2 separate regions of the Homo sapiens genome follow, and region 1 is linked to region 2. Evidence: chromatin loops called from intact Hi-C (ENCODE). Cell type or tissue: PC-3. All regions are shown on one strand. Each heading gives the region's core, and the rest is flanking DNA. Links, peaks and the distances in the headings are about the cores only. Region 1 has its middle 170 kb from the start of MAP1B. Region 2 overlaps LOC105379028 (a long non-coding RNA gene).

Evidence for each region. Hi-C counts contacts between places; a loop is a spot of excess contacts. Peaks named below come from ENCODE experiments on the same cell type or tissue, not always from the same donor. Only the 100,000 strongest peaks of a DNase experiment are listed, where the experiment ranks them.
Region 1: it touches region 2 in a loop (3-fold over the local background); 13 of 110 quality-filtered maps call a loop at or near these places.

Annotation. Positions count from the first base shown.
Region 1 is chr5:71,937,466-71,940,385 of GRCh38, forward strand. No RefSeq gene overlaps it. Among named protein-coding and RNA genes, the nearest start is that of MAP1B, 170 kb to the right of the region's middle. In PC-3, for the core only: no CTCF peak of the experiment used is centred there; a DNase peak (open chromatin) is centred at 1,626; H3K4me3 peaks cover 548 bases; H3K27ac peaks cover 953 bases.
Region 2 is chr5:72,100,728-72,103,647 of GRCh38, forward strand. It overlaps LOC105379028 (a long non-coding RNA gene), which reads right to left. Exons shown (of 3, transcript XR_007058813.1): 3 at 1-2,907. Among named protein-coding and RNA genes, the nearest start is that of MAP1B, 5.3 kb to the right of the region's middle. In PC-3, for the core only: no CTCF peak of the experiment used is centred there; a DNase peak (open chromatin) is centred at 1,304; H3K27ac peaks cover 864 bases.

The DNA of each region.
Region 1 (2,920 bases), core at 115-2,614, 160 kb before region 2:
TTTCCCTCTTAAAATTTCACCCACTTATTTGATCATTTATCTAGGGTTCCTGCCAGCAGCAGTTATTACTGAGGTGTTTTAATGATGATTTTCTATTTCATTCATTGCTTCTACGTTTACTTGTTGGAATTCTTCTGTAGAAAGATTTGTCCCTTGTCTCCCATTTATTTATTTATGTAATCATTTATATCAGAATAGACTCCCAGATATTTATTCTTTAGGGTTATAATCTAATATTATCACTATTTAGTTATGAAGCACAAATTGTTGTGTCTTTGGCTAGTGAGAGCTTCTTCAGTCTGGCTCCTTTATTCTTCTGCCATGCCTCCATCCGTTTTTCCTCCACCCTAGAACCGGCCATTGCTCCAAACAGCCTTGGGTCCTTTTATCAGAGAAAGATATTTAGAAACCAAAAATGGCCATTGGGCTTATGATATTTAGAAACCAAGAATGGTCCACCGGGCATGCTTGTGGCTATGAGACTGTCACTGTGTCCAGGCCCTCTCAGCGGGCAGAGCTAGGAGATACATATATGTATGCTAATCGATGTGTGGCCATAGCATTTGGCTCAGATCTTGCCTATAAGAGACATCCTGCAAGATGCCACCATCTATCTTGTTCTGTGGTTTTTTGTGGCCACAGCTTACATTCTCTACCACCCCGCAAGCTCTTGGAGAGCAGAGTTCATGCCTGAGGCACTGTTATACCCATGCTGGTGCCTAGCACATATGGAGAACTCAGTGTGAGTTCACAGATTGCATAAATGAGTTTTGGGGAATCACAGGCCTCATGATCGTCTTTTTCTTTCTTTCCTTTTATTTTCTGGTGGTAAGAGCCACAGGTGTTCATTTGAGGGAGATATTTAAAGTTATTAAAATAAAAAAGTTTTGCCATTTAAAGGGTGATCTCGCTCATGTAGAACAACTCAGTCCTTCACAATGCTGGAAGCATGAAGAGTTCCTGCATTGTTACCGAAACAGCTGCTGTTTGGGGAAATTTGATTGGCTGCTTGGCCGGGGACAAGCTGTGCTTCTGTTTGAAGTCCCCATATTTAGCTCTCCCACAGATGCCCAAGGCTAGAGCTTCATCTACCCTGCCCCCAGCCAGCCTGGCCCCACTGCCTTAGGTCCCTGATTGACCAGCCACTCTCAAACGTACGGAATAAATATTTTGTACTTTCACCAGGCCACTCGTTTTGTGCTCCTGAAAGCCAAGGACTGTGATTATAATTTCATAGCTCAGGAAGCCTCTGTACCTGTCAGGTTGGTTTCTTATTTGCAAGCCTAACTGTTTTTAGCTTCCAGTTTTCTCTAGGGCCTTCTAGGTGGGAATCTACTCCATCCCTGTTTCTAGTTGTGATGTCCCTGCTTCCTCTCTTGCCACCGGCATCCCCACCTGCTCTCTCCTCATCTTGTTTGCTATCATCAGGCAGGCTGTCCATAAGCAGGTGCTCAGCCAGTGCCCCGGGATGAGTGTGCATGTGGGCTTGGCTTGCAGGGGAAAGGTGTGGCTGGGGCTGCCAGGGCCCATGTTGAGAGCTGTGAGAAGGGTGGCCAGCCCAGACAGAGGCGTTCCCCTCCTGCTGGACTTACTTCCTGCCTGGCTAAGAGGCAAAGCAGCATGCAGTTCCAAAGCCCCTGGGTTGGGCGCCAGAGCCTGCAGGTTCAGAGTCAGCTAATGTTTGATCTTCTTGAACCTGACTCAGCAGCCGCCGGAGAGCCACCGGGCAGGCAGAGTGGCTCCTTGCAAGTATCACGGAATCACATGGGTTGCTGTGAGCCACTGCCTGGTATTTGCTGTGGCTATTTGCTATAGGGATGTCTGTGAGTAGCCAGGGTGTCTCTCCCCACACCCCATATACTCGTAACAAAGATCTCAGGGGTGGAATATGATTGAAGGAAAGTGAATTTTCTGGGGAGGCAGAAGGGGAATTCAGAGTAAGAACAGGCCTGGGAGATAGAGGTCAGACTCAGTGAGGAGAGGGGAGGAGTCATGAGCATCTTCCCAGGACCTCCAGATCAGCAGGAGCTGAGAGGCATGCCTAGATCAGCAGTGACACGGCATCTTTGTTGCTCATCTTCACTCTCTCTCTCTGCCTCTCATTTCCCTCCCACTCAGAGGACTGCAATACAGAGTGACAGAGAGCAGCACCCTATTCGTGCCCTGCATGTCACTAAAGGAAACAGAAGGATTCCTTCGACTACCACCTGCCTCTGGCACACAGCTGAAGTGTCCCTGGGAGCTGTGGGACAGCTGGCCCTCCTGCTGTCCCCACCCCAGGCAATCTCTGAGGAGCTCTGCAAAGGACTGGCTTGCATTTGCTTCTTGCACACTCCAGTCCTCCTCATCCTCCAGGCCCTACCCATCTGTTCTATCTGAGCTGATGGGAGACTAGAAGGCAGAGACAGCCTTTGGGATAGTTGTGTTGCCCCAGGGGCAGTGCCACTGCTATGTGAGCACTTAACTCACTTTAAATGGCTCCAGCCTGCGCTTCCTCTCCTCTGACTGGAGAGACGATTCCACAGTATTAATTTCCTATGCATAACGTTCTCCCTGGGCCAGGCTTTCAGGCTGTTATCCTGAGAATACAGACAAGCAGCGTCAGAACTCCACCCAGACTTAGCAAATTCTTCAATGCCAGCAGATGATTTTCTAAGGCAACTTAACTTGAGAGAGTTCCAAGACAGAGTTTACCAGAAACCATTGGGAAAATGCCTGATTGCCCTGGTGGCAGCCTGGGTGACCCTGGATTCGGGGAAAAGAGAAGATGGTAATACCTCAAAGAGCATTTAAATGAAACTTCTTGAAAAGAAAAATGTATTCTTTTTTTTTGGTAAATACTTTTCAAGGTTTTATTGCAAACCGAAATTGATTTATTACACACACACAAAGTTGTGAGATGGGAGGAGGGAAGGATAGT
Region 2 (2,920 bases), core at 292-2,791:
ACACAACACTGGAGGTTCATTCAATGTGAGATTTACTCTGACTGTTTTATTCTTCCCACCAATCAACACTTGGGCTGTGCTTCATTTCCTTTATTTGCTTTAAATTCAATAGCATCAGTGAAGGTACCATATAGGGGAGGTCATAGACTTTGAAATATGACATAGCAGAGTTCTTTTCACAAGTTTTCAACTTACTATCTTTGTGATTTGGAGGAATTGTCTAACTTTTCTCCATGTCAGTTTTTCATCTGTCAAACAGCAATAATAATAACTAATGGCAAAAAAGAAATCACAATGACATTAGAAAATGTTATGAAATGAATGATAATGACAATAAAGACACAACACATCAAAATGTGTACAGGGCAGCTAAAGCAGGAGTTAGAAATATTTAGCCTTAAATGTATTTATCAGAAAAGAAGGAAAACTGACAATTAATTACTTAAGCTTCTCAAGCAGCTACAATAGGAAGTAAGATAAAACCCAAAGAAATTAGGAGCAAAACAGCATGGATAAAAACAGCTTCAATGAAAATATATATACACATACATAAAATAGAAAACTATCAATAATGTCAAATGTAGGTTTTTGTAAAGATTAACAAAATTGATAAACCCCTAGCTGGACTGATCAAGAAAAAAACAAAGAAAATACAAATTATCGAGATCAGAAATGAGAAAGAGACATCAATACAGACTTTAAGCCATCAAAAATATAAATAATACCAGTGGGAATTCACTGAAGTACTTTAAGCACCTAGCACACTACCATGGCTCATAGAAGCCATTCATTTAGTCATTGAATATGCTTTGACTGAGCATATGCCCTATGCTGAGCAAGAGGAATGCTAAGGTATATGGGTGGCTGGGTGGGTGTGAAAAGGGTGTGTGGGGGTGGGGATAGACATGTTCTTTGCTCCTGTGGAGCATAGAGTTCAACTAGTCTTTTCTTTATAAATTACCCAGTCTGTGGTAATCTGTTACAGCAACAGAAAATGGACAAAAGTAGTGCTCTCATCAGGAGGAAAAGCAAGGGAAAGCCTGTGTTGGAGGGAAGGATGGTTTGGCACAAAGTCATTGTGGCTGATGCTGGAAAGTAAGGGCAAGTGGAGGGGCCAGATGAAGCTGCTGAGATAAATGGGGACCAGCTTGTAGGTGACACTGAGAAGTCTGGTCTTTATTCTAAAATGGGGAGCCATTTGTGTTTTAAGTGGAGATGGGGCAACAAAACCAGATCAGAAAAGATCATTCTCCATATTGTGTGAAGCATGGATTGGGTGAGTCATTGTGGATATACAGATGCCAGTAAGGTGACTATTGAGGTTGCATGGGAAAAAAAAATAGCTAGACCTACTGTTTACAATATAAATTAAACTGGAAATAGCTCAAATGTTCACCAACAATGGACTGGTTGAGTAAATTATAGTAAATAAACATAATGGGTTACTATGCAGCTATAAATAAAAATGAGGAATATTAACATATATTATTGTAGCGTTATAGCCGGGATATAGTGTTTGATGAAATAAGCAAAGTGGAGAAAATTGTATGTATATGCTGCTACTTGCATTTTTAAAGTGAAAGGCTAAATCAAGGTAAAAAATTGTTACTCACAGGAAGAGACAGGGAGAAAGCTGGAGGGGACAGGGATAGAGGCTAAAGTTCTCCAAATACAAATTGTTTTGTAGATTTCACCTTGGAACCATGTAAATATTTTACATTACTATAAAGCAAAATTAAATTGTAAAAATCAATTCATAAAAACTGAAAACAAAATGAAACAAATGAACATAACTATGCACTGAGTTAGTGGCACGATCATATATAACAGAATTAATTACACTTTAAAACTATATAGCTTAGGCTGGGCACGGTGGCTCACACCTATAATCCCAGCACTTTGGTAGGCTGAGGCGGGCAGATCATCTGAGGTCAGGAGTTTGAGACCAGCCTGGCCAACATGGCGAAACCCCATCTCTACTAAAGGTACAAAAATTAGCCAGGCATGGTGGTGGGTGCCTGTAATCCCAGCTACTGAGAAGGCTGAGGCAGGAGAATCGCTTGAACCTGGGAGGCAGAGGTTGCAGTGAGCCGAGATGGCGCCACTGCACTCCAGCCTGGGCAACAAGAGTGAGAATCGGTCTCAAAAAAAAAAAAAAAAAAAAAACAAAAACAAAAAAAACAACCAACCAACCAAACAAACAAACAAACAAAAAAACTATATACCTTAAAATGTTTTTAGTAATCACATTGTTGGCAAAAGTGTTGCATTCGTATCTAAAACTACCATGAGGGTAATTTGTATATATTGTGGAACAAGAAAAATGAGAAACTATCTGCTGTTCTAATTCTGTCACCTTGGAGTCTTTGAAAACTGGAATTCTAGGCATAGGACAAAGGAAATACAGATGCAAGATAAAACGTTAGGCAAAATCCCTGTAGTCCCGATTCTGAGTTAGAGGTATAAGTATGAACTCATACTTGAAAAACAATTTATTTCATATTTCTGTCCACTGAAAATATCTAGAAACAATGATCAAAATAGTAGTAGCACCTGGTATACAGGGGTCTCCAAATACCATTACCCACGTAAGGAACTTGGATTCCATAGAGAAACGGCTCATTCCAGGTTCTGAGGCCAGATATGTGCAAGGTAAGCTAGGGATACCTTACCATACTACTGGCCAAAGATGAAAAAATGAAAGCATCAATATGAATAATGTAAGTTATATTTGTAATGATACAAAAAATTAGTCACCTTTAGAGAATGATTTGGAATAAATTAATTATTTTGAAAATCAGTAAATAAAGAGAAAAAATCATTTGTTTATCCTTCTTTTCCTGTACATACCGTACCTCAGGGTAATCAACTGACAGGATAACGCTTCTCCTAACAGAAGTCTTCTAGCTGTCAAATAAAT